Linked DNA regions of Homo sapiens: all the other regions are linked to region 3. Evidence: chromatin contacts called from ENCODE Hi-C or POLR2A ChIA-PET data. All regions are on one chromosome and are shown on one strand. The core of a region is the stretch at or near the end of the contact, and the rest is flanking DNA. Distances in the headings are between cores, read along the strand shown.

Evidence for each region. A loop is a pair of places that touch in the nucleus more often than their neighbours do. ChIA-PET counts read pairs that join two places held with the same protein, here RNA polymerase II (POLR2A). Pooled maps may share reads with other maps.
Region 1: a pooled map shows a loop between it and region 3 (8-fold over the local background). The contact joins the enhancer-like site here to the promoter of GABPA in region 3. A Hi-C loop is called at or near these places in 4 of 50 pooled maps.
Region 2: a map of naive thymus-derived CD4-positive, alpha-beta T cell shows a loop between it and region 3 (7-fold over the local background). The contact joins the promoter of TIAM1-AS1 here to the promoter of GABPA in region 3. A Hi-C loop is called at or near these places in 1 of 168 maps with a recorded cell type or tissue (naive thymus-derived CD4-positive, alpha-beta T cell) and 4 of 50 pooled maps. POLR2A ChIA-PET finds 5 or more read pairs at or near these places in 1 of 52 experiments (PC-3).
Region 4: a loop to region 3 is called in a map of ascending aorta, with 8 times the contacts of the local background. The contact joins the promoter of PAXBP1-AS1 here to the promoter of GABPA in region 3. A Hi-C loop is called at or near these places in 2 of 168 maps with a recorded cell type or tissue (ascending aorta and naive thymus-derived CD4-positive, alpha-beta T cell), 1 of 37 single-sample maps with no recorded cell type and 6 of 50 pooled maps. POLR2A ChIA-PET finds 5 or more read pairs at or near these places in 1 of 52 experiments (T-cell).
Region 5: a loop to region 3 is called in a map of CD8-positive, alpha-beta T cell, with 9 times the contacts of the local background. The contact joins the promoter of URB1-AS1 here to the promoter of GABPA in region 3. A Hi-C loop is called at or near these places in 1 of 168 maps with a recorded cell type or tissue (CD8-positive, alpha-beta T cell) and 6 of 50 pooled maps. POLR2A ChIA-PET finds 5 or more read pairs at or near these places in 1 of 52 experiments (K562).
Region 6: a map of gastrocnemius medialis shows a loop between it and region 3 (10-fold over the local background). The contact joins the promoter of CFAP298-TCP10L here to the promoter of GABPA in region 3. A Hi-C loop is called at or near these places in 1 of 168 maps with a recorded cell type or tissue (gastrocnemius medialis), 1 of 37 single-sample maps with no recorded cell type and 10 of 50 pooled maps.

What each region holds. Positions count from the first base shown.
Region 1 is chr21:17,782,539-17,786,944 of GRCh38, reverse strand. C21orf91-OT1 (C21orf91 overlapping transcript 1) reads left to right here. Exons shown (of 4, transcript NR_038871.1): 3 at 1,333-1,397. All of the region lies in intron 2 of LOC124900465 (a long non-coding RNA gene), which reads right to left. Among named protein-coding and RNA genes, the nearest start is that of C21orf91-OT1, 7.8 kb to the left of the region's middle. RefSeq lists enhancers at 1,727-1,786, 2,197-2,286, 2,317-2,386, 4,355-4,404. Within about 2 kb of position 2,709, at least 7 of the 41 ENCODE cell types and tissues checked have a DNase peak (open chromatin) inside an H3K27ac peak, as active enhancers do.
Region 2 is chr21:31,557,488-31,562,033 of GRCh38, reverse strand. It overlaps TIAM1-AS1 (TIAM1 antisense RNA 1), which reads right to left and starts at 2,801. Exons shown (of 2, transcript NR_171013.1): 1 at 2,439-2,801; 2 at 1,547-2,017. It also overlaps a transcript of TIAM1 not described here. RefSeq lists a silencer at 2,453-3,082 and enhancers at 2,362-3,174, 3,988-4,546.
Region 3 is chr21:25,733,080-25,737,491 of GRCh38, reverse strand. GABPA (GA binding protein transcription factor subunit alpha) reads right to left here and starts at 2,520. Exons shown (of 10, transcript NM_002040.4): 1 at 1,914-2,520. ATP5PF (ATP synthase peripheral stalk subunit F6) reads left to right here and starts at 2,588. Exons shown (of 4, transcript NM_001003703.2): 1 at 2,588-2,639. RefSeq lists silencers at 1,527-1,736, 1,797-1,936, 2,877-2,976 and enhancers at 2,437-2,556, 2,577-2,686, 2,113-2,768, 3,087-3,166.
Region 4 is chr21:32,725,446-32,729,874 of GRCh38, reverse strand. PAXBP1-AS1 (PAXBP1 antisense RNA 1) reads right to left here and starts at 1,761. Exons shown (of 4, transcript NR_038879.1): 1 at 1-1,761. SYNJ1 (synaptojanin 1) reads left to right here and starts at 1,862. Exons shown (of 33, transcript NM_203446.3): 1 at 1,862-1,929; 2 at 2,958-3,103. The coding sequence starts at 2,980. RefSeq lists enhancers at 1,655-2,155, 2,156-2,656 and a silencer at 1,691-2,190.
Region 5 is chr21:32,391,435-32,395,995 of GRCh38, reverse strand. It overlaps URB1-AS1 (URB1 antisense RNA 1 (head to head)), which reads right to left and starts at 2,863. Exons shown (of 1, transcript NR_026845.1): 1 at 2,036-2,863. It overlaps URB1 (URB1 ribosome biogenesis factor), which reads left to right and starts at 2,984. Exons shown (of 39, transcript NM_014825.3): 1 at 2,984-3,227. The coding sequence starts at 3,086. RefSeq lists enhancers at 2,382-2,631, 2,154-2,935, 2,782-3,076, 2,936-3,718.
Region 6 is chr21:32,610,775-32,615,111 of GRCh38, reverse strand. It overlaps CFAP298-TCP10L (CFAP298-TCP10L readthrough), which reads left to right and starts at 2,735. Exons shown (of 12, transcript NR_146639.2): 1 at 2,735-3,007. It overlaps CFAP298 (cilia and flagella associated protein 298), which reads left to right and starts at 2,735. Exons shown (of 7, transcript NM_021254.4): 1 at 2,735-3,007. The coding sequence starts at 2,869. RefSeq lists enhancers at 2,494-2,603, 3,264-3,313.

The sequences.
Region 1 (4,406 bases), core at 1,460-3,959, 8.0 Mb after region 3:
GTTCCTGCGTGGTTTCCCAGCCTTCTGGGTGATCTCTCCCCATTGAATAAATTCCTTTATAGCCTAAGTCAACTAGTTGCTTTCTCTAGCTTGCAACTCAGAACTCTTGTTAAACCTAACCTCTTCCACTGGGTCTATGTCCTGTGTTCTACTCTGAGATCTTATGAAATTCATTTCCAGAGGTGAACTGCTAAGAGCCAATGCATATCTAAACTAACCCTCAGCCACATGGGCTGCCTTTTGAGTCAACTGAATCTGCTGGGAAGATTCTGAAGAGAAATTAAACCTCTTGGTAATGCAGATGTCAGTTTTCCTGTTAAGAATGTGCTTTAGGATGGGCACGTTGGCGCATGCCTATAATCCCAGCACTTTGGGAGGCCAAGGCCGGTAGATTGCTTAAGTCCAGGAGTTCAAGACCAGCCTGAGCGATGTAGCAAGACTCTGTATGTACAAAAAATATAAAAATTAGCCTGGCATGATGGCATAGGCCTGTAGTCCTGGCTACTTGGTGGGGCAGAGACTGAGGTGGGAGGATTGCTTGAGCCCAGGAGGTCAACGCTGCAGTGAGCCGTGATTGTGCCACTGCAGTCTAGCCTGAGTGACAGAGCAAGACTTTGTCTCAAAAAAAAAAAAAAAAAAAAAAAGAGAAAAAGGAAACCACTGCTCCAAACCATAAACTGCCCCAGAATTTACTTCCCAAAAGATGTGGTAATGCTACTTTCCTGCTAAGAGACCTTTCTAGATTATCACTGCCTACAAAACAAAAGCCAGTCCCCACAGTTTAGCATTTAAAGCCTTCACCATTTGGCATCCACTTATTTTCCATTCTAAATCTTTCGTCAATTTTCAGATTTCGTTATGTTGCCAGAAACTCTGCCAAGCCCTGTAAGTCTTTGGGTCTAAGGGATATAAAAGCCAACAAGACTCTGTTGGTCAACTGGAAAGTATTCTGCCAAGAGATTGAAAGAATAAGGATTGAATAATGTTCATTGTATTTAGCAACCAGAAATTCATGGAGTACAGTTTTAATGGACCTGTGGGAGCAAAAGTAGATCACAACAGATTGTAATATGGATGCAACGTAGTACCATGATTTGAATGTGTTCCCTGAAGTTCATGTGTTGGAAACTTAATCCCAAAAGCAACAGCATCGAGAGGTGGAGTCTACTAAGAGGTGATTAAGTCATGAAGACTCTACCCTCACGGATGAATTAATGTTATGGACGGAGTGGGTTAGTTATCATGAGAGTGCCTTTGTTATAAAAGCAAGTTCAGCCCCCTCTTGTTTGCTTGCTCACATCCTCTTGCTCTTTCCACCATGTTATCACACAGCATGAAGTCTTGCTACCTTGCCAGATGCTATCACCATGCCCTTGGACTTCCCAACCTCCAGGATTGTAAGCCAAATCAATAACTGTTTGTTATTAATTATCCATTCTGTAGTACTCTGTGATAGCAACATAAAATAGACTAAGACAGGTAGGATAGTGGATTTGAGGTATGATGTCTTTAAAATTTTATGAAGTGAAGTTGAGGTAAAGAGGATGTTGGGTCAAGGTTATTTTTTTAAGGTTGGGAAGTACTTGAACATGAATAAATACTAAGAGGACAGAGCCAGTAGAAAGGCTAACGATAGAGAGGTAGCAATAATCAAAGGAGCCCAGTTTGAAGACACAGAACAGAGTAGCACACCGAGAATGACTTGTCTTTGAAGAGGTTTAGGATTACCTCAGGTTTTGACACTAGAGAGAAGGTAAAACTACAGATGAAAGTATTTGAATCAGATTTGTTGGAGAGTAAGTTGAGAAAGTACTTAAATGGCTGCCTCTATTTTCTGTGAGAAAGACGAAAAAGATAATGGGTCAGAGATTCAAGGGAAGTGGTAAAGTGCTGAATAGTTACTACTTGAGGAATGAGAAGGGTCCTGACCATCAGAGGAGGGGTTTAGAAGAGGTGGAAATGAGGAACCATGACTCACCATTGGTTAAGGTTGCCTGAATTTGCTTTCTGATTTTGTTGCTGTAAAGAAGAGGTGCTTAGAAGAGTGAAAATGAGCAACCATGACCGTTTAGAAGAGGTGGAAATGAGGGACCATGACTCACCATTGGCTGAGGTTGTCGGAATTTGCATTTGGATTTTATTGCTGTAAAGAACAAGACGGAGTATTTTTGAAATGGGAGTAAACTAAACTGAAAGCACTACTGAAAATAGATTAGAATCTGAAACTGAGATAAATTTGTGGCTCAAAAAGAAAATTTACAAAAGCCAATAGATGAAATTTCTAGTGTGGGATAGATGAGAAATATGAAAAGCTACTGCAAATGGCATGTGGGAAAAATATGAATACTATAGTCTTTACTTCGTTTCTTCAAGCAATAATTTTATTTGTTCTCTCAGTATTTGGTGCGATGGCGAGGGTGGACTAAGACTCTGTTGTGAAAACCAAGCCCTTATAGGTCAGTTGGTATCAAGCTTCACCAGAGGGAAGTCAAGAAATCTTTAACCTAGAAGAGAAGAGGTTTATAAGAGGATGGTCAGTACAGTGTACAGAATGTGGAAGAAAACCATAGCATAGCTAACGCAAGAGTTTCAGATCTGTAACTTCAAAGCAAAGAAAAGGCAGTGTGAATACAGAAGGGCTATTCTAGAGGAAAGAGGCTACTGAACTGAAAAGTGATTAAGGCAGAAGAGGAAGTTGTAATGAGCAAGATGATTGCTAAACCGACATGCAGGAACTTCTCTTCTAATCTTCTGCCACAACTAAGCACCTCTTTACCTCTCTTAGCCTCTGTTTTCTCATCTGTAAAAAATGAAATTGAACTTTATGATCTTTAGGGGACCTTCTAGCTCTAACATTCTACAAGTATAATGAATTTTAAGAAACCTACAGTGGAAAATCTCCCAAGCCCCTCTATGAACAGCAGAACTGAGCTGAAAGGGCACAAAGAAAATGTGGTTTCATTTTAAGAGGAAACTGTGAGGTGCTGTTACAGCAAGCTATTTCTGTGATCACCTGTGACAAAAGAGAAAAGAGAGCTGTGTCAGCCTGGCTCCTATTATAAGCAGCTACACAATCCTCTGCATACTGTTTAAGAGCACCTATGTTGTAGAAAGAAAAAGAGGTCTATATATTTTGGCATCTTGTTACTCTGTCACATTCCATATCGGGGGAGCTATTGGGAGAGAATGTTCTCTTAGGAGTAACAGTGGGATAGTTCTCCCACACAATCAGAAGTTGGGTCACCTCCAGCACAGTTCCTAAAGGCTGGCTCCTGTGTGTGGAAAATGAGACACGTAAAGGCAATGTGGTAAGCTAGTTAATAGGATAGAATTTATTCATCAATAAAATTGTTCTTTGTTCTGAGAGTATGTCTTTCCTATGGGAATAGTAAATTTTTCTTTCTTTCATGAAGTGATGACAATAGATGGTAGATTTTCATTTTTGTTTATTTGTTTAGTTTTCAGTCCTTACTTGGTGGAATTAAAACCACAATCTTGTATTGGTCTATTAGTCAGGGTTCTCCAGAGAAACAAAACAAAGTATGTATATATGTGGAGAGAGAAAGATTGGTTTAATTCCCTAAACCAGCTCTGGGGGCTGGCAAGTCTGAAACCTGCAGGGCAGCCTGGATGGGTGGAAACTCCGAGAGTTGATGCTGCAGTCTTGAGTCTGAAGGCAGGTCAGAGGCAGAATTCCTTCCTCTTCAGGGGACCTCACTCTTTTCAGACCTTCGACTGATAGGACAAGGCCCACCCACATTACAGAGAGTAATCTGCTTTACTCAAAGCCTACTGATTTAAATGTTAATCATATCTAAAAACTACTTTCAAAGCAACACCTAGACTGGTTTTGACAAAACAACTGGGCATCATATTTTCCATTTTATTTCAATTTTATTTTAATACTCCATGAATTTAACAAGTCTGGAAACGATGAATCTGGCATTATTTTATCCAAACAGTTGTCTCTGAGCAGCACAATCCTAAATCCTCTACTTGGGTTATCACAATCTCCAAAGAAAGAAGTGCATGTAAGACGCCCTCACACTATTCTGAAGTTTTCCATGTGTTCTAAAAGGGCTTAGAGGAACAGCTTATTATTTTTTAGAATAATCCTTTGCGTAACAAAAATACAAGTTATTTCATTTGTGGTATTTTTTCCTCTTAATCTAGTGTTCAATCAGAAATTATTTGAAGACTGAGTGAGTGTCATACAAAAAGTAAAAGATTCAATGCCTCTAATAATTCAATATCCAATAATTTTAGATAAATTATTAAAGAGTGTTAGAATGTTGAACATTTGGTTTGTTCCTCTCTTATTCTCCTTGCTCCCTCCCTCTGTACCCCACAAACACCTATCCAGAAAGTCATCTTGTATAAGAGAAGGATCCTCCTGAATCCCATCT
Region 2 (4,546 bases), core at 1,552-4,051, 5.8 Mb before region 3:
CATCTCAAAGTGCTTTTCAGACGTCTTAGGCACAAGGCAATCAGATGGCTGCTGTGATGATTCATCTGAGGTTCTCCTTACAATAATGTCACCTCCTTAACAGGAGACCCTAAGGCAGCAGCCCTCAGATGAGGCAGGGAAGAGAGATCCCATTACTCACCTTCAGGGAAGCCTCTAGTAACCCGCCACTCACTCATGAGGACTCCCTACCCATCACACACATGTCCAGTGGAAGCTGTTTATTTATTCAGTAAACATTATTAAATGCTACTATGTGCCAGGTACTCTTCTAAACACATTTTTTTTTTAAATTGTTGTTTTTTATTTATTTTTTTTTTGGAGACGGAGTCTCGTTCTGTTGCCCAGGCTGGAGTGCAGTGGCGCAATCTCGGCTTACTGCAACCACTGCCTTCTGGGTTCAAGCAATTCTCCTGCCCTCAGCCTCCTGAGTAGCTGGGACCACAGGAGTACACCGCCATGCCCGGCTAATTTTTTGTATTTTTAGTAGAGACGGGGTTTCACCGTGTTGCCCAGGCTGGTCTCAAACTCCTGAGCTCAGGCAATCTGCCCATCTTGGCCTCCCAAAGTGCTAGGATTACAGGAGTGAGCCACCGCGCCTGGCCAGCACATTGTTAATATTAACTCATTCATCCTCGTACCAACTGTATGTGGTATGAAGCACTATTGTTATCTCATTTATATAAATGGGGAAACCGAGGCACGGAGGCCTGAAGTAACTTGCCCTAGGTAACAGCTAGAAAGGAACCGGGCCTGAAATTAGGCAGCCTCACTCCAGGGTCTGTTCTTTTAAGGATGGCCAGATGTACTTCTAAACTTCCTTAGGGAAAAACCCTCTACTCATTTTCAAATATATGTATTTCCCCTAGATGGTGGCTTGTAACAGGTAAAGAAATGGCTCTTTGTCCTGGGATGAAAAGCTTCTCAAGGGAATTATTCTCCATTCCAAGCTGTTGGCTGAAACGAGGCTGGTTTTGGAAGGGGTGTCTTTGGAAAATCTCTCAAACTTGACTCAAAAACCTCCCTGTAATACTGATCATGGAACCTGGTGGACGCATCCGTTCAAGAGCTACCATGCTACCCATTCTTCTCAAACTGATGTTTTAGAAGCACTTCAAATCCTTAAAGCTCTTGCCTATAATTATAGCTCCTCTATAATTCATGGATTCCATGTTTTTTCAGTGCCCCAAATGTGCCAAACACTGTGCTAGGACTGGGATCCAGCAGGGAAGATAGATAAGATTCCGGCTTCCATGGAAGGCTGCAGTGCAACAGGCAACTTCAGCCCCGTGTCATACAGGCCTGTGAGGGGAGCACAGGGGGTGGAAGCACTGGAAGTGGAAATGTGGCATCTAACCTTGACAGGGTACAGGAGGCTTCCCGGGGTCTGTAAGAGCAGTAGTTCAGCAATGCCTACTGCATGGATGCCTTGGCGGCCAAGCTGGGATCTGAAGAAGGGTAGGAATTAGTGAAGTGAAGGGAGGGGCTGGGGGTTGACGTGTTCTGGGGAAAGAAAAGAGACCCAGAGTTGGGAGCGCAAAATGAGATTTTTCTGCTTAGAAGGATCATTCTGCAAAGTGGAGAACAGATTTCAGGGGGCAAGGCCTGGGACAGAAGGACGATGGGAGCCCTTTACTGAGGTCCAGGTGAGACAGGATGGGAGGAATGGGTTTGGGAGGTTAACAAAAATGGATGGGAGAGGGTTAAGAAGAAGGAGGAATCAGGGATGACTTTCAATTTTCCGGTTTAGGTTTATCTTCCACAGCGTGGGCAATTCTTTTTGTTTTCAACAAGATCACCCCGGGAGCGCAGACCTTCCCAGCTCCCGGGGCGAACACGTGTGTATGGAATCAAGGTGTAAGGAACATACATCCCAGCCTTTGTTGTAAATGGGGAAGTCTAGAGCTCTTCAGGAGAGGAGGAAGCTCCGGCCTCGTGTAGGGAAAGGTTTCGCTCGAGGCTGTACCGCCAGCGTCTCCGTTTCCGCGTTCTCCACAACCTTGCGAGAGGTAAACTGCAACTGTAGTTTCCGGATTTTACAGAGGAGCCCAGGAGGTCTGCGTGAACCCTGCCCGAGTCACTTACTCTGCCCAGCAGGTAAGCGTAAGGCCCAAACCCCACGCTGTTATTCCAAGTTCGCTTGCTGGGCACGGTAAGTGAACCCTGGGAGTCCTGGACTCTGGTGAAGGCCACCATGCCCTACCTGGAGGCTGCTCAGGGTCTAACATCCTCTAGCATCCACGGGAAGGGATTGCGTTAGGATTTTTTTCTCTCGTAAAAAAGTTCCTGTCTCCCCCTAGAGCCAGGCACACGCCTCCCGCGCCAGACCACTTGTCCCAGGCACAACATTTTTTGACTCTTCGCCTCCCCCGTTTCGATCCCCCTTCCTCTCCGCCTTAGGTGGCAGGAAAATCCTTTACCTCCGACCAATCCCACCGATGCCGAGCCGCGCGCGCGCGCCAACTAGAGCTCCGTCTGTGCACGCCATTGGCCACCTCCACCTATGCGAGATGACAGGCAGCTTCGCGGACCTATCGCCGAGGGAGGCAGAGGCCTCCGGCCCTCCCAAAGCTGCTTTGTTAGGGGCTCCCTGGTCGTCCCCCGGCCCGCCGCGCCTCCGCTGCCTGCGGGCGATCTCCCCGGGCCGCGCTGACGGAGCCTCGCAGGAAGGCATCTCTGGAGCGCGCGCCGCCCGCGCCCCTCCAGCCGCGCGCTCCGAGCCTGGCTGCGGCGCGGATACCCGGCGTGCGCCCATAGTCGCTCTACAGCCCAACTCCGAACGCCCCGCTCCTGCATCCACCGCCTCGGATTGGCTGGCCGGAGGCGGAGCGATTGTCAGGCGGCCCAATCGGAGCTCGGTTTCCCACGGGCTCCCGCGGCCCGGCCCCCGAGGCCGCAGGCGGAGGGGCCCTGACAGCTCCGATTGGCAGACCACGAGCGGGTTCGAGCGCGGCCGGCAGAGCAGCGCCGCCGCCGTCGGGCGCGCAGCTCTGCAGCTCCGCGGACGCCTTGGCGCCCGCAGCCCCAGGGGCACGGCTGCCCCGCATCGTGCCCGGCCCCGTCGCGGAGATCCCGGACGACCGTCGCGGGTGAGTACCGCGGGCCTGGGGTGCGCGGGCGTCCGGCCGGAGCCGCCCCGGGAGACGGCGGCGAGGATGCCCGGAGCCTCGGTGCCCGTGCCGGGCACGTTCTGACCCCCGTCTCCCGCACACTGGGGCTCCCGGCGGGTCCTAGCTCCCCCCGATCGGGCTTTCCACGTATTGTTTTCGTGTTCACACACTTGGGAGGTGGGGAGATGCGGGGAGGAGAGGCAGGAGGAGGCATCCCTCGCGCGAAGGAGGGAGACGAGACCGTGCAGCCCAGGTGCCTTCGCTGGATGGAAATGACAGCGTCCGGACGTCGGCATTCGGTCCTCTCGGCAGCAGGAGGTCAGCGCTGACCTGCGGCGGCCGCGGCACTTTGTATTTTATCGGCTGATTTTTGTCAACTTCGGGGAGGGCGTGCTTGTGCATCCTTGTGTCTATGTTTGCGTCTCGGTCCCTGACTTAGGCACCTCCGGGCCTGGCTTTTCGGCGACGCGTCCTGGGCGCTCACCTTGGCGATCCGTGCCGCCCTCGGGGCCGGGCTCACCGGGCGGAAAGCCCGGGGGCCGGCGCACGGAGCTGGGGACCCGCGACGAACCCCCGGAGGGGGGCATTAAAAGCGGAATCCTGCGGGTGCGCAGACAATGCCTCATCCGGGCGGTCGGGTCCCGGGGACTGTGCCCTGGGTCCCCGCGCCCTATCCCGTCCCCGCCTCGCCCTCTCACCAGCTCTGCCGCTGCGATGCTGCTGCGCCGCGCCCCTCGCCACCCGGCTGGGGACCCGCGTGGGGCCCGCTTTTGTTTACAGACCTCGCCATTGGGCGAGAGCAGCGCGCCGTGCGCCCCCCAGCCCCGGCGGCTGCCGCTTGCCCCCTCGAAACCTGGAGAAGTTGTTGCGCGCTGTCAGGTGACGCCCCCTCCCCCCGGCCGCGGGGCGGGATGCTGCAGGGGAAAGATGCCGTCTCGGCGCCTTCGCGCCCAGCCCCCGCCGCGCACGGCGCCTCTAGGTCCCCTGCACCCGGGGGCGCCCGTGTCCCAGCCTGGGGTCCAGGCTGGCGGCCCTCGGGGCGCCGACTCGGCCACACTCACCCGGTTCCAGTCGTCGCGTCTCCTGGTCTTGCCCCCGGGTCAGCCCTGGTTGACTCGGAGCCTGCCTTTTCCCGCGCGCTGGCAGGTCTTGAAGGACGTGCGCGAGCCCTTGGGGACACTGTGCAGTCTGTGCCCGCCTCGGTGACACCCGCGCGGCCCCGCAGGGCAGCTGTGCCGCATCCCGAGTCAGAGCCGTCCGGATCGGGTTACCCATGCACGCTGACTTGGCGCATACTTTGAGTTGGAGCAGAGGTTTAGAGCCTGTGCGCTGAGGTCAAACAAACCCGGGTTCCAGTACCTGCTCGGTGTCACTCACAAGCTGGGTGATCCCGGCCGAGCTATTCTATCTTCCTGTGT
Region 3 (4,412 bases), core at 1,271-3,770:
CCCTTTTGGAGAAAAAAAAAATTACTCAGTTTCTTAAATGATCTGTCAAAAAATATTACTCAGTCTCTTAAATCTTTCTTTCTCTCCTGGTTCTCTATGCTTAGTCCAGAGAAGCAAAACAGAGATTTGAGAAATAGTCCAAATCTTTCATATCAGTTTTTGAGTGAGTCTTATCTCTTTTTCTGAAACCAATTCCTCAGGCTTCTATGTCAATACTTAGGAAAACTGAGAGAAAATTACTTGCAGTTTCTCCGTCTAAGGGCTGCCCCCGCCAGAACTGCACAGAACAATTTCATATACTTTGACACTCTGGTTCTGCTGGATTAAATCCAACCTGGGGTTCGGAATGTTTCACAAGATGGGATACAAACTAAACTTGAATTTAACGAAAAATTCTGGGAACGGCTAGTGTCTTTTAAAATACAGATAGGTGTAACATTCCCTTTTGAAACTACAGATAAATTTGAGAATTGTCCTTCATTGGAGAGCATTATTACAGAGCTTAGAACATTTTGTTCCCAATATATTATAAGTGGAGTGTGGGGGTACCTGCGAGATTAACTGCACATTTTCCTAAGTTATCAAATGCTTTTCTGTGTCTGAGGAAATTAAAAGACATTTTTATTTTCAAAAATAAAGGTAGCAGTTAAGAAAAAGCAAAGCATACATATCTATGTAATATAAAAAGAGAAAGCACATACAGTGAAAGATTAACAGTTGGGACCCTCAGGTGAAGGGTATCTGCGTGTTCACTGCATGATTTTTTCCCCAATTCTTCTGTAGGTTTGGAGTTTTATATATAAAGAGTTGAGGGAAGGCTAAAGTCAACAGTTTTAATTTAGTACTCGGTCTGATGATTTGCTTCAACCTAACATCTAGCTCATGATTTAATTACTTCATTACTATACATGCCTCATGACAGATGCTCTTGTATACACAATTCAGGTAAAATTGACTTGAAGTCCACTCAGCGTCACTGTATGTCTAAAAATAAAGAAGCTTGGAAAGCCTGGATGGAACCCTGAGAGACAGGCTAGTCCCTCAAGCAGTTGCTAAAGAGTTGAGCGGTTTCTTCTGAAGTTCAAGATAACACTACCGAAGAATGTTATCACCGCCTCGTTCTACAATTCGCTCAAGTGAATCCTGCTAAATCTTTGCTCTTCTCACGAGTCAGACCTACTGCTATTAGTGGAAACTACTTATGAAATGAATTTTATTTCTAAATTTCTAATCATCTTGCAATGCAATATTAGGCATTGTCCTCTCGGTCCGCTAACCTGATCAAACTGGGGTCCCTAAATCCAAACACGCACATACAGCGTGTCTTCTAGTACACAAAAAAATTTCCAAGTAGACAACCCATTGTTATCTCCTTGGTTTACTTCCTTGCTTAAAAACAAAAAAACAAACCCAGATGGCTACCATATACGCTGATAAATGATTCTGGTGTGTGTTGTTCTATAAAGAGAGCGGATTTGAAATGAGTGAATCGCTGAGTCCCGCGATGAGACAGGGTCTGCATTTTGCTCTTAAAATCTCGGGGGCGTCAGGACCACATCCCAGCTGAGCAGGCTGAGACTGCTGAGGAGTGCGGACGGGCGAGGAGGGGACGCGGAAAGGAGGGAGCGGCGACAGGCGACCCGTCCGGCACGGGTCCCGGCGGTGCCCGGTCCCCCCGGGCTCCAGGCCGCTCGCCCCCCGCCCCTCCCCTTCGCTCCCCGCACAGCTCTCCCGCCCCTCCCCACCCGGCTCCCTCAAGTCTCCACGAACGGAAATGGGAGTCACAGCGCCGGGGACCAGCGGAAACAAAACACAGAGGCGGCCGCGGGGGGGCCCTTGTGGGGGAAAAGGCCCCGGAACGAGGCCGGCCCGCGAGGGCCCGCGCTCCCCTCCTCCCCGGCGGCCGCACTCACCCACTCCGGAATCGGCCCTGTCGCCCCCGCCCGCACTCCAGAGCCGGCTGAGAACGGCAGCGGCGAGGGCTCCACGTGCAGCGTCTCTCCGGGTAAGACCTGCAGCTCCCGCGACTAGAAGTGTGAGGTCCCAGGGCCCTTCCCGCGGAATCGGCGCTGAGAAGCCCCAACCCCCCTCCCGCCTCCCAGGCACCTTCGGGTCCAGGACTACAACTCCCGGCAGGGTGCGCAAAACGACCGCCCAAGGCAACGGAGGCTCACGAGGTACAAGGAAGCACAACGCCCCAATCCGCTTTGTTTTACACAGTCTCACTTTCCCTGCACCTTTATACACTTCGATAACCCTAACGAACAGGACGCTGACTCGGAGGGGAGCTTGAACTAGGGGAAAGGCCACTCAAAGAGCGCATGCGTACAGAGCAAGGTTTCAAGGAGGGGAAAAAGAACGGGTCAAATTAGGCGAAGAAAAGATGGCGGAGGCTGTGCCAGGGGACCCGGAAGCACTTACCCTCCACTTCCTCCTCCTGTTTGGCTTCTGTCTCACCTAGACCCGTCCGGTCGCAGACTGTCTCCGAGACGCTTCCTGTCCGGTGAGCGTCGACCGACTGAAACGGCGGCCCATAATGCATTGCGATGGCGGGTAGGCGTGTGGGGGCGGAGCCAGGGCCGGAAGTAGAGCGGAGGTGGTGGCGGCGGAGGCTTTGGCAGCTCGGGACTGAGTGCAAGGTGACTGGGAGGGTAGCTAGATCAGCGTGGCCTTTTGGGACTCCAGTTCTGGGTTTTTTCACGAGGCCTGGGCTGCCTCTCACCTTTACTAGGAGGAGAGAGCAGCTCTGTGTCCTGGGGACCTTCACGGCCTGGCCCGGGGTCACAGCTGACCTCTACGTTTGTAGACCTTGGAGTTTGCCGTAGACCCAGAAATAAGATCGATACCCTCTCTGAGGGCAAATCGGGGCGGCGCGGGGGGCAGGGAGGCCCGGGGGTCTCGGGCCCGCAGCCTGGCTGGGGCAACCCAAGGTCAGGCGCGCGGGAGAGATTTTCGGCCAGGCCTACCCGCCCCGGGCGCACGGGAGCGTCTAGGCTACTTAGGCAGAACGTGTACCATTAAGAGGGAAAAAATTAGTCATAATATTGAAAGTTTGCATCCCACCTAAAAACGATGGTGCTAACACTTCATTAGGCGACTTTATGGATTGTTCATAGGAATATGCACTGAAGAGGCAGCGAACCTACTAACCTTTGGCCGGTCAGTCATCACTATAAATAGAACCATGCTCCCACCCAGAACAAGGCCTCTGCTCAGACTAGTGTTTTCTTACTGTTGCCTTCCCCAGTCTTTCTGATCATGTCAGACGCTATCATATGCTCTCGTGGCACCCGATGGTACTGGAATAGAGAATTTATGTCAGGTGGTATTTCACAGCTATTTGTGTAATGACTATCTTCTGCGTTTTAGTGGACAATATGCATTCACTAATCAGTGAAAAAAAATGAAAGGGATTAAAGGAGAAGGAACAAGTTTTGATATGGGATTATGTGTTCGTTTTTTGGATGAGTTCGTAGGACTTATAAGGGAGATGAGAACTGTTGAATGCTGTGGATAGATTTGGGGCTCAGGATGAATACTAAAATTAGAAATGCGATTGGGGAATCATAGGCACTTACATGGTGGATAATTGAAACAATGAAAGTGGATTTTACCCGTGTTGCAGAAGGAGTAACATCTATGCAGTCAGACTTAGAGCAAATTAACTGTGAGAATACGTGCAGCTTAATCTTTCTTAGATACAGTTTTATCATCTGTAAAGCAGGGATAAGAACACTTTAACTCTTTGAGAGTATTGCTGTAAGGGTACAAGGAAAGGATATATATGGAAGTACTTTGCACAGTATCTAGGGCTAAGCAAATGTCGGGTGAACCTATTGCTGAATGTTAAGCATGTCCTTAGTTTGCCAGAAGGGAAAGTGGCATTGAATTGCACAATTTTTTTTTTTGCATATATGTGTTAAGTTAGATTTTGCTGTGTAACTTTGACCAGATACTTTTTTTTTGAGACAGAGTCTCGCTCTGTCGCCCAGGCTGGATTGCAGTGGCACGATCTCTGCTCACTCCAAGCTCCACTTTCCAGGTTTACGCCCTTCTGCCTCAGCCTCCGGAGTAGCTGGGACTACAGGTGCCCGCCACCACGCCTGGCTAATTTTTTGTATTTTTCAGTAGAGACCGGGTTTCACCGTGTTAGCCAGGATGGTCTCGATCTCCTGACCTCGTGATCTGCCCGCCTCGGCCTCCCAAAGTGCTGGGATTACAAGCGTGAGCCACCGCGCCCGACCACTTTGACCAGATACTTCTAATCCTCAGTTTCTGTGTGTTTAAACATAGGAATGATAATAAGTGGCACATGACCTTGTGAGGTCATTTGTTGTTTGCTTGTAGCCTTTTCTCAAGTATTTTTCCCTGATGGGGTATAAAAGTGATATGTTATGAATTCTTTAATTTCT
Region 4 (4,429 bases), core at 512-3,011, 7.0 Mb before region 3:
GGCCTTCTAACAAATCTAGGAATAAGTCTTGCTACCCCCCAGTTTAATTTGAAGAAAGAAGCTGGAATTCCAACCCAGAACCCAGAAATTTTGACCTAAATCTCCTCAGTCCAAAATAAAAAGGAACCAGGAATATGCAGAACACTTGTTCGTAAAAGAGCTTAGTACCCATGCTTCCCACTATAAGAAAGGAAGCATTTCTAGTGTAGCCTTACAGACACACAGGCATGGTGGAAAGGATTTTGGGCTTTGGAGTAAGCAAGTTTGGTTTCAGTACCCAACTCCTCTTGAAACTGAATGATTTCAGTTGTCATAAAAGGTACCTCTCGGCCGGGCGCGATGGCTCACGCCTGTTATCCCAGCACTTTGGGAGGCCGAGGCGGGTGGATCACGAGGTCAGGAGATCGAGACCATCCTGGCTAACACGGTGAAACCCTGTCTCTACTAAAAATACAAAAATTAGCCGGGCGTGGTGGTGGGCACCTGTAATCCCAGCTACTCGGGAGGCTGAGGCAGGAGAACGGCGTGAACCCGGGAGGCGGAGCTTGCAGTGAGCCGAGATCGCGCCACTGCACTCTAGCCTGGGCGGACAGAGCGAGACTCCGTCTCAAAAAAAAAAAGGTACTTCTCAAGCAACACATTTGATATCAACAGTTTTTTCTGAGACAGTACTGACATAGAAATCCCCTCTAGTTCTTAGAACTAAATCCAAGAATCTTTGTGTTTCTCCTTCATGACTTGAAGTGGCTTCTTTTCTAATAAATTTAGTTCCGTGTCCTGAAACCAGGGTGGGTACAGCTTCTCTAAAATGGACGAAAAAATCAAGTCACATGACAGGGCCTGAAGAGGGAAATGATTTTTGCAACATAACCAAATTTAAATCCTGCTTTGGCTGTTGAAAACCAGAAGGAGAAGAGGTAAAGAAAAAGCAAACGCAAGTGGAGACAGTTTGAGTGCTGGGTTCTTCAGGTTTTCAATTTCTTTCTGCCCTGTTGGCTTTGACTTCATTCTCTTTCTTATTAGGTCTATTCAATGGAAGCAGAAATCTATGGGACACGCTGATATTAGCCAGGAAGCACCATTTGTTGAAAAATGAGGATGAGATAAAAGGGTTAGGTGCCTTTAGTTACTAAATTCCACGGTTGGCAAAAGCTATTCATCCGTCGGTGACAACCACAGCTGTCGTGGCCTCCCTACGGCCATGTTTTGTTGGACTCAGCCTTGAGATCCTGGTTTGTGACGTCCCACTCTCCATCGTATACACCTAAGCACTCTTCGATAGAACCCTGTGAGCTCCAGAACACACAAGAAAAGGCACCGAACAGAACTGTCCCAGAGCAGGCATTAGTTTTTCTTCTGCTACCTATCCAGACACTCAGACTAGGAACTCGGTGCCGTTTGCTGGGCTGTCGACACCATGGACAGCTCTTCAGGCGCCACCTGGTTGGCTCGGCGAGCCGACCGTCCCGAGCCCTTCCTCCTCTCCCGTCAGGCCCGTGGGGGCGGCGGGGTTGGTCCTGACGCCCAGCTTGGGGAGCAGCAATACGCAGCCCCCCAAGCTTTTCTCCGGAGTCCCTCCCCGGCGCTCACGCTCTGAAGAGCCCACGCAAAAGGACCAAGGAGGCCAGATCTTCCCTCTCCCTGCACCCCCGGCGGTGGGATCGCAGCTCTGCCTGGGGGCGGCCGCAGGAGGCAAAGGTAGCTGGAGACTGAGGCTGGGGCCGCCCGCGGGTGCCAGGCCCAGCCGGTCGGCGCAGAGTGGGCGTGGTCTCCCTCCTGATGCCCCGCCCCTTCCCTCGCGCGGGGCGGATCTTCCGCCCCCGGCCGCGGCGCAATGCGGAAGAGATGGGCCTGCTGGAGCGGAAGTGACGCTCCCGGCGGCTGTGGCGGCGGCTGCGGGAGAAGGAGGAGGAGGAGCCGGAGGAAGAGGTGAGCAAGCCGGCGGGGGGCGGGGAGCTGCTGCGGCCAGACCCACGGGCAGCCGGGCGGGCGGACGCCTCCAAGACCAGTCTCTGCCTCCGCAGCGTCAGCGGGAGCGGTGAGGGGCGACCGCGAGCAGCCGGGGTGCGGGAGGACGGGCGGGGTTGTGAGCAGACCACTGGTTGTGCGGGGTGCCGCGTCAGGCTGGGGGCTGTGGTGACAGCGGCTGTCAGCCCGCCCGCGGGAACGAACCGAATCCGCCTGGGCGCCGGGGTATCTCTTCTGGCGCATAAATGGAGGGTTTGGGCTGCTCGGCTCTTCCGTCTCTCCGAGAAGGAGCCGCTTTCCCGGGCAGTCGACTGCCCGGGACCCCCGAGGAGCCCCAGTCGGGTCGGTGCCCCGAGTCGTGACTCTTCCCGGGTGGCCATTCGTATTTATCGGCCCCGCCTGCCGTCCCCCCAGCCGGCGGTAGCCCGGGGCAGGAGAGGCGGCGGTAACCTGTGCCTTTTCCCTTGCCCTTCATCGCCACCCCCGGGAGAGCCTGTCGCGTGGGATAATCCTTTTCCTTCTCCTGCCCCCTAAGGAGCTTTGAACCAGCCTTGTCACCCTTCCCTCCCACCTCCGCTCCTTTCACCTCGAAGGAACTGCTTGAAGTTTCCAAATAGGTTCCCTTTCAACGTAGTGACAGATCTTGAAGCAGGAAGCTGATAAACAGCTCCGGACGAAATACGCTCAAAATTTTTCCTTTCAGTAAGCATAAATTAAACGGGAAACTCAACCAGACCGTTGATTGACTTACAGTGCTAAAACCTTGTCTTGCCTTGGTATGAGAATTGATAGCTTTTCCTCTTGCTTTTTGGTAAAATTAAGTGACGACTTATCTTTTGGAAAAAGCCATTTTCTCCCAGAGCTGTCTGTTTTTTCCCACCCCAACCCCCCATCAAAACCTGGCGGGGAGGGACTTTTGGATGCTTTGCAGTCCTTGCTGCAGAAGGAAACATCAGCTTCATTTGCTTTGCTTTGCTTGGTTTTCGCAGGGCTGCCTCCGAAGAAAGGAGAATGGCGTTCAGTAAAGGATTCCGGATCTATCACAAATTGGATCCCCCACCTTTCAGCCTCATAGTGGAAACTAGGCATAAGGAAGAATGTCTCATGTTCGAGTCTGGGGCTGTCGCTGTGCTCTGTAAGTCATCTGTTAGAGCCCAATTTGTCATGGTCTCTGTTTTGATTTGAAACAATTCAGATGCAACCATTTTTTAGAAAAGAGCCCGACAACCCTTTCACTGTATTTCCTCTAGCAGATTATGCTTGTATTTCCTTTTAATCAAACTTATTTTCCTGCAAACTTTTTGTTAACAGGTTTTTGTTGAGGGGGTGCAGGGAGATGCAGGTTTTGGTTGCAGGATTTTGCTTTCTTGGGTTCTGCTGCTGCTTCTAAAAGTAAATGTTTTTTCCAAAGAAATATTGTTTCAGTTTGTATCATGTATCACATAAACCCATACAGTGTCTTGCTTGACATATTTACTGGTAGGTCAGTTATAGTAGTAGGTATTATCTAATATTATCCAATATTGTTGGAGTATTTCTGTTATGGCCGTTGTGTTTTCATTAAGGGAATTGTAAACAACCTCTAGATTTTCATGTGAGATACATGATTGATTTTGTATTATTTTTAAAAGTATTTTGATAGTCTAATTTAAAGAAAAGGACTATTGTACCACAAGAAAAATAGATTAGTAATGTTTGAGTTATTTTAGGGGCAGATGGATGAAATTAAAATTAATTTGGATACTGGGTCTTTCTTAATGTAAGATATGCCAGGTGTGGGGGCTCACGCCTGTAGTCCCAGCACTTTGGGAGGCCAAGGGGGGCTGATCGCTTGAGGCGGGGAGTTTGAGACCAGTCTGGGCAGCGTGGTGAAACCCTTTCTGTACAAAAAATACAAAAAGTAGTTCGGCTCCGTCGTGTGCCCTTTAGTCCCCGCTACTTGGGAGGCTGAGGTGGGCGGATTGATTGAGTCTGGAAGGTCGAGACTGCAGTGAGCCTTGATCTCGCCACTGCGCTCCAGCTTGGGCAACACAGTGAGACCCTGTTTCAAAAATTAAAAAGAAAAAAAAGTATATGATTATATATACACATATATATGATTTAGGCAAATAATCCTAGTGTTGGGATTAGTTTAGTTACTGATTATATCTTTATAAATTAAAAATAGTGTTTGAAAGGCATACTTACAAATATAAGCCCTTAAATATCTTAAACTACTAAGCTTTCTCCAGCCTCAATAAATGAAGAGCATAAGACCTCACTCTTTGCATGTAGAATATTAATGTCAGTTAAAGTGTTAACTTGACTAAATAGTATAATTGCATCTTGATGGGGAAAAAGATAGTGACATAATGAAAAGTCTTAAGCAAAGAACAGTATATAAGAAATATATATTTGGTACATATATTTTTTGAATGAAGGAGAAGGGGCTCTAGGTCTTCCAAGAAATAAGTATAAATAA
Region 5 (4,561 bases), core at 1,614-4,113, 6.7 Mb before region 3:
CTAGGATTACAGGCATGAGCCACCACACCCAGCTTCTCCTACATATTTAAATTAGCTATTGCTAATGTAGAGGTAATGCTACCAATTTTGGTAACTGATTTTATGTCTGACAACCTTGCTAAATTCTTATTTAGCTTGCATTTCTATTGAATTTTCCAATTAGATTACAGTTTCATTTCTTATTTCTTTGTCTTGCCTTATTTCACTAGCCACGACCTCTCGTAATAGATAGTAGCATGGTGGACATCCCTGTTTTTCCTATTGTTCCCAGTCATAATTCAAGTTCATATAGTTTTCCCATTGTGCATGATAATTGCTGCAGGTTTTTGGTATATAGTCTTTACCAAGTTAAGGAAAGTCCTTCTATCCCTAGTTTTATGTGAATTTTAAAAATCATAAATAGGTATCTTTTCAAATGTCTTTTTCCATCTATTGAAATAATAACGGATTTTTCTCCTTTAATCCATTATTGTGGTGAGTTATATAAGCAAGATATTCTTTCCTTGTATTTCTTGTGTTTTTTTCAAGTGCTGTTTTGTATTCAGTTAACTAATATTCTATTTACACACATTTATATCCATACTTGAAATAAGTTCATCATTTTCATACTTTGTGTTATCCTTAGCTTGTTCTGTATTTAAGGTTATATGAGCCTCGTAAAAGATGTTGGGATACTTTATTTTTTATTTTGTGGAACTAACGGCACAAGGTGAGAATTATCTGTTTCTGAAAAGATTGTTAGAACTTAACTGAAAAATCATCTTCATGTTGGGAAAGTGCTATGGTTTGAACGTTTGTGTCCCCCTCAAATTCATTATGTTGAAACCCCATCCCAAGTGTGATATTTGGTTGTGGGAGGCCTTTTGTGAGGTGACTAGCTCATGAGGGTGGAGCCCTCAGATGTAATTAGTGAGTGTCTTTATAAAGTAGGCCCAATCAAGAAAGGTCGGGAGACAGAGAGTGAGGTATGTACAGGAAAAGTCCACATCTGAGCCACTTGAGCTCTGGGCAAAGAGTTTCAAAGAGAGGGAACAAGTACAAAAGCTCTCGGGCTTTTTTCCTCAGCTTAGAATGTCCTAGGAGCAGTACCACATAGTCTGCAACAAACCAGAATGCTCCTGGAGGCAAATAATACAAAGCTTTGATATGGAAAGACAAGTCACTATCCAGAGGTTGGTGAGCCTCATATCTGAACAAAGGGTTAACCCAGCATCAATGATTCATGGCATTAACTTAGTCTAAAACATCCAAATGCACTTCTGAGCCACACTTGCCATCCATACATCTCTGGCTAAGGCTGTAAATGGGCACTGCCAACTTCTGTTTCTTTGTTTTTAATTTGGGACTAGGATACACTGGGTGAGTCCTGGCTCCACCAGTTACTAGCTGGATAATCCTGGGAAGTTCCTCATGCTCTTTAATTGTTTGTAAAGCAAACCAGCACAGAGGGATGGTAATTTGCCCAAGGTCACACAGGCAGAAACTGAACTCAGGGCTTTTGACTGTTTCCTAACTCTTTCTGATAACTTTTTGGTTGGGACCACCATGGCAGAAAACAAAGTTGGTGGTTAGCGATTAACCAAAGAAGAGGACCAGTGTGGATAATCAGTCAGAATTAAGTCTGTATTCACTAATGAGTGTTGCCTTTTACAGATGACTTTTTGAGCATATTCCCCTCTCTTAACATTGCTGCATTAGCTCATATCTGCTAGGGGTGACACCCTCTCTCTGACCTGCCTACAACATAGACATCTCCACAGGCACAATCATCTTGTCGGGACAGAGGCTCAGCGTCAACACACGTGCTTTTTCTACTAGAAACTCTGAGACCCCAACAGGCCACAAAAGCCCACATCCTCAGATGTTCAAAACACATCTGCTTACAGAATATGAAACACAATTTTCTTAGACTAGAGGACAACCTGATGGAGAATTTCAGTAATCACCAAGTTACTTATCTAATGCGCTGGTTCATGATTTATTTGGACACATACCTAAGTATCGATGAAGTCGTATTAAAATATGTACCAGCCTGTTTTTACTTATTTTTACTTTCATTTTATTTCAGAGCATTTAATGCGGTTTACAAATCAATCACATCTTCCAAAAACACACTGTGTTGTTTTTCTCCTCAAAGCAGTTTTTCATACATTGCATCATTTTCTGTTCATAACAGTCCCAAGGACTGGATAGGGTCGGCTTTGCTGTCTCCATTTTAATGACAGGAACTTAGATGTGGAGGCCTTACGCTGTCCAGGAAGGGGTTTTACAGACGTTACTTCGTTTGGTCTTCTCCTCCCACCCTGCACGGCGCAAAGAGCCCATCAGTTTGCGGAAGTCTGGGGTGGAGGACAGTCTGGAGTGACAGGCTGCTACCAGACCAGTCGATCTGGTTCGGGCTGTGACATAAGCTAGGGGTCGAAGTCAGGGGCACCCGCACAGGCGGACCTGCCTGGCACCTAGCCAAGGCGAATCCACCTTCCCGGCCAGCCACCAGGGCCTTGAATTGGCAAAGTATCGAATCCTGTTGTGTGTGAAGCAAGCTCTTCATGCGACACCTTCAGGGCGACCTCGGGTCAAGAACTACTCATTGTGCTGCTTGGACGCGCCGGGGCCCGAGTCTTCGTGGATCGGCCAGGCCAGGAGTGAAAGGTCTGGGAGTTCTTCCGGCCAAGAGCACCCGAAGAGCCACTGGGATCAGAAATGCGCCCCGGTGGACCCCAAACCCTGCAGCCGGGGGCGGGGGGTGTCGTGGAGTGTCCGCTCGCCCCATGCCGTGACCGGGACAACCGGTACAGCAAACTCACATGGAGCCCCAAGACTCTGGATCCCCAAGACTCTGGATCCCTATCGCCCCGCCCCTTCTGCAGGCCACGCCCCTTCCGCCGGTCCCAGCCTCGCGCGGGTCGGCCCCTTCCGCCGGCCTTTCCCCGAGCCCCGCCTCTTCCGCCAGCCCCGCCTCTTCCGCCAGCCCCGCCTCTTCCTGCGCCATGTGGGCCTGAAGCGCGTGTCTGCTGTCTGTGCCAGTGCTCCTGCCGGGTCCCCTCAGGTGTGTCGTTTCCGTCGCGCTTCCGCCCTCTCGGCCATGGGGGTCCCCAAGAGGAAGGCCTCGGGCGGCCAGGACGGCGCGGCTTCCTCCGCGGGTGCAGCCAAGCGCGCCCGCAAAGAAGAGCTCACGGGCGTGCGGTTCAAGGCTCAGCTGAAGGACCCGCAGGGCCCCGGGCCAGGTGAGTCCGGGGCGGCAGGCGCAGGGTCGGGAGCACAGGCTGGCGAGGCGGCCTCCGTGTGCCGGGCACAGCCTCTCCTTTCTGCAGCTTTCGGGTCACATAGGCTCAGTGGCAAGCCTCTGGTTTGCAGAAAACTGAGGTTCAGGACTGCTGTGTACTTCCTTGCTCTGGACTGTCGGCGACAGCGAGAGGGCCCCGACTTGCTTGATTGGGACCGTTTCATGTTACAACACATTTATTTCCCTTGCCCAGGCAGCATCCCTCAGCGAGCTCTAAAACCTCTTTATTGCAGTTGTCAGGGAAGTAAATGAAGTGTCCTTCTCTATTGAGTCCTTACTGAGTCGGCTCAGGACGGTTCATGAGACAGTTTGCTACTCCTTGGGCCGTCAGCACCGTTTTCAATAGCTTCCATCCCCCAACACTCATACTGACTTGATGACTTGTAACAAGCTACTAGAAGCCACCACAGCTACTTGTCAGTTGACCAGGAATGGGCCAGTGACTGAGATGTAGCCGACTCTATAATTTAATTACACTTTTTGTAAAGTGTGACCACCCTTCGCGACTACTTGTAATCGTTTGGAAAGTAACATGGTTTGGGAAAAACGCAATTGAACGTGTTGCCATGTGGAAGCATTGCTCTAAAATAAAACAGTGGCAGTTTTTCTCCCAGGTTAAATAAACGATTAAATTAATGGCCAAAATATCTTCAACTTCCAATTTTTGTCCTCATTTTTTTTTTTAAACGACAGGGTCTTGCTCTGTTGCCCAGGCTGAAGTGCAGTGGCACTATCATAGCTCACTGCAGCCTTGAACTTCTGGGCTTAAGCTGTCCTCCCACCTCAGCCTCCCAAGTAGCTGAGATTGTAGGTGCACAACACCATGCCCAGCTATGTTTTTTTTTTTTTTTTTACTTTTTGTAGAGATGGAATCTCACTATGTTGTCCAGGCTGCCCTCGAACTCCCAGTCTCAAGCAATCTTCCCACCTTGTCTTCTCAAAGGGCTGGGAGTATAGGTATGAGCCACCACACCTGGCCTGTTTTTAAACTTTGATACCTATACCTGTACTTGCTAGTCACAGCTAGGAAGATGATACTTAGTTAGCATAGAGTTATTTATTTCCGAATTCATTAAGTATTACTAGAGGCTATTATTTGCTACGGTAGAGATAAAGTGATGAATAAAAATGTCAAAAAGCCTCTGCCATTGTGGGGTTTACAAACAGTCGAGTGGGGCAGGCAGATATTGGTCAGTAAAATCACATACATACAGTTTCAAGCACGAGTTTTCCAAAGGAGAGGTACATGGTGCCTGAGGGTGTTTAACAGACCTT
Region 6 (4,337 bases), core at 1,486-3,985, 6.9 Mb before region 3:
CGAGTAGCTGAGACTACAGGCACGCATCACCACGCCTGGCTAATTGTTTGTGTTTTTAGTAGAGACGGGGTTTCACCATGTTAGCCAGGCAGCTCTCAAACTCCTGGCCTCAAGTAATCCGTGCAACTCGGCCTCCCAAAGTGCTGGGATTACAGGCCTGAGCCACCTGGCCAAGATTTTCTTTTTTGTTCCTACGTATAAGTGAGGACATGTAATATTTGTCATTCTGTGCCTGGCTTATTTCACTTAACATACAGACCTGCAATCTCATCCATTTTTTCTGCAGCGGAGAGGATTTTATTCCTTTTTAGGCTGAATAATACTTCATTGTGTGTGTATACCGCAGTTTCTTAATTGAAACAAATTTCTAAAAAGCAAATATTTAAAAAATGTTTCGGAATGTGAAACTTTAGGGATATTGTGCCCATTTTATTCTTTTCTATTTCCCATTTTATGTATATGCAAGTGTATAATAAAGCAGCAATCAATGTGTGTATAAATCTGTAACTTCAACAAATGTAAAATGAAAATGCTAAGTGGTGGCTGGGCGCGATCGCTCACGCCTGTAATCTCAGCACTTTGGGAGGCTGAATCAGGCGGATCACCTGAGGTCGGGAGTTCAAGACCAGCCTGACCAATATGGAGAAACACTGTCTCTACTAAAAATACAAAAAAAAAAAAAAAAAAAAAAAATTGCCGGGCATGGTAGCGCATGCCTGTAATCCCAGCTACTTGGAAGGCTGAAACAGGAGAATCGCTTGAATACGGGAGGCAGAGGCTGCAGTGAGCCGAGATCATGCCATTACACTCCAGCCTGGGCAGCAAGAGTGAAACTCTGTTAAAAAAAAAAAAAAAAAAAAAAGAAAAGAAAAAAAGAGAAAATATTACTTCCATTATCGCAGGGGGTGCTCACCCCTGATGATATTGTTTTCTAATATCCAGGGAAGGAGAGTATGATATTACTCCCAATATCGCAGGGGGTGTACACTTTTTTGTGATATTGTGTCTAATATCCGGGGAAACAGAGGATGATATTACTCCCAATATCGCAGAGGGTGGACACCCCCCTGGGATATTGTTCCTAGTATCCCAACGGGGAGAGGATGATATTACTCCCCATATCGAAGGAAATGTACACCACCCCTGTGATATTGTTCCTGATATCCAGAGAGGAAAAGAATGATATTACTCCCAACAGCGAAGGAAATGTATACCCGCGCTGTGATATTTTTCCCAGTATCCGGGGGGGAGAGGATCATATTACTTCCAATATCGCAGGGTGTGTACACCCCCTCTGTTATCTTGTTGCTAACATCCAGGTTTGGGGAGGAAAACATTACTCCCAATATCACAGGGGGAGTACACCCCTCCGTGACCTTGTTAGTAATTTCCTGGGTGGAGAGGATGACATTACTCTCAATATCGCAGGGGTGTACACCCCACTGTGATATTTTTCTAAATATTCAGGGCGGGAGACGATAATATTACTCCCAATATCGCAGAAGGTGTACATTCCCTGACCATCAAACATAAGAAGTCCATCAACCTGTTTAGTTTTCTTTAGATCTGTATTTGAATTTGTGTTGTCCGTTTGTTTATTTATTATTTTTGAGACACAGTCTCACTCTGTCGCCAAGGCTGGAGGGTAGTGGCGCGATCTAGGCTCACTGCAACCTCCGCCTCCCGGGTTCAAGCAATTCTCCCACCTCAGGCTCCCTAGTAGCTGGAATTACTGGCACGCGCCACTACGTTCGGCTAATTTTTGTATTTTTAGTAGAGAAGGGGTTTCACCATGTTGGCCAGGCTGCTTTCGAACTCCTGACCTCAGGTGATCCGCCCTCCTCGGCCTCCCTAAGTGTTGGGATTACACGCGTGAGCCACCGCTCCTGGCCTGTCCATTTATTTTTGTTTTCTTTTTGTCACACTAAAATATAAGCTCCATGAGAGCAGTGACTCTGGATCTGTGGGGCCCGGAATAAACAGCGACTGACGCCGACTGCCTTCAGCAAGAGTCCGCTGGAGGATGGCTGGATATTTCTGGGAGGGTCGCTCTGGCAGGGGCCGCTGGAGCTACCCCAGCAACGCCATCCAAATCAACCTGAACGAAGAAGTGCGGACACTCGCCCTGGCCCCTCCGTCCTGAAAAGCTGACCCGCGCAAACAGCAGCGAACAGCAAGACTCAGTTCTGGGTCGCTGCCGCCGAACTTTCCCAGGCCGGAAACAGCGTGGAAACGTTGCCGGAAGTGGAGACTGAAAGCGGCGGAAGGGACGCTGGAATGTGGAGCGGTTGTGGGGCGGCAGCTGCGGAACTGCGCGATTGTGGTTCCCGCCGTATTTCCCGTTCCCCATCTAGTAACTCCCATCTCAGCCCACGTATCTCCCTGAGTGGAAATCTCGGGCCCCAGACCAGTCGATTGGGAGGTCCGCCCTCCCCTTCAGCGACTTGGTCTGTGTTTTGGCAGTTGCCGCGACAACAGTCACTTCCGGGAAGGGGCTCTGCGAATCTCCTTCCGTCGGTCCGCTCAGAATCAGCTGTCCTCTCAGACTGTGTGGGTGGTTTCCCCGGCCGCAGCTCCGTACGGGCTTGGATTGCTGGGCCTCGGTGCACCCCAGCCTCCCCCACTCGGGTTCTGAGCTTGAGCTGGCGGCTCTTTAACTCTGCTTCACTGTTGCTCTTGGCAACATCCACTTCCGGGAGCGAGTGCCGTTTCCCCCGCTCACCGCGGGCTAGGGAGCGTGGGATTCCGGACTGTGAGCGGCTGTTAGTGCGTCGCAGCTGCTGGCGATCCGGCGACCCTCGGCCGGCAGGACCCGCGGGCCACGCAGCCGGGGCCTTCTCAACGCCTCAGTACCTCGGCGGGACCGCCATGGTTCTGCTGCACGTGAAGCGGGGCGACGAGAGCCAGTTCCTGCTGCAGGCGCCTGGGAGTACCGAGCTGGAGGAGCTCACGGTGCAGGTGGCCCGGGTCTATAATGGGCGGCTCAAGGTGCAGCGCCTCTGCTCAGGTGCGGCTCGCGGGTGGGCCCATCCCGGACAGATCGAGAGACCGGCGTGGGATGGAGAAAGAGGGGCAGGGTGGGCCGAGGGGTCAGGTTTGTGAAGATTATTGAAGAGATTTGCAGCAGCCGGGGTTGAAACGGGACACTAGGGTTAACCGGAGATGAATAAGGAACCGGAGAAGATCCGGCCTGTCTGACACCCCGGGCTGGGAGGTGGGCCCAGGTGCCTCTCGGAGCCAGGATTTGGGGTGCTGCGAATAAGTGGAAATGGGCTGGGGAGGGAGGAGGGAGCCGAAAGGCCGGGCTGAACAGCAGACTTAGTGCAATTAATCACGTGTGAGGGGTGAGATGAGAACTAGGTGGGCTTTTAAAAGCTGAATTTACTATTTTTAGTCGCCCAATGTAAAGCAGCGAGCCACCTGGCTTTGGGACGGCCCCTTACAGTTGAGGAAGCCTTGGTGATCTTTCCCCGCCCTGGAAACGGCCTGTTGCGTTGCGGCGCCGTCTCCCTACCCCGCGCAGGTTCCAGGGCACCCGCTTTGCCGCAGAACTTTCCGGCGGTGGAAGGGCCCCCATCTGTGCTGTCCATTGGGCAGCTGCCGGCCACTTGTGGCCGTAGAGCATTTGGAATGTGGCTAGTGCGGCCAGGCAACCGAATTTTACATTTGCATTTTAATTAATTAAATATATATAAATATAAATAAATACCATATATATAGTATATATGAATATAAATAAATTATATATATGTATATATAAATATAAATAAATTATATATATATATATATATATGGTATGTGTGTGTGTGAGAGACAGGGTCTTACTGTTGCCCAGGCTGGAGTGCAGTGGCGCGATCTCTGCTCACTGCAACCTTCGCCTCCCGGGTTCAAGCTATTCTCCTGCCTCAGCCTCCCAAGTATCTGAGATTACAGGCGCCCACCACCACGCCCAGCTAATATTTGTATCTTTAGTGGACACGGGGTTTCATCATGTTGGCCAGGCTGGTCTCGAACGCCTGACCTCAGGTGATCCGCCTGCCTCCGCCTCCCAAAGTGCTAGGATTACAAGTGTGATCCATCGCGTCTGGGTCATTTTAATTTAAATAAATTTAAATCGCCAAGTGGAGCGAGTAGCTGCCGCATTAGACAGCATAGTTTTTGAACTTGACGGGATGATACTTCCTGATGTGGTCTAGGATATTACTGTTTATATAACTATCGTGTATATATAGAATATACAAACGTAACTATTTGCAATAAATAGTATATTCATTTATGTGATTTATTAAATTGCATGAATATGTGATTTATTATGAAATGTATTGATTACATTATAT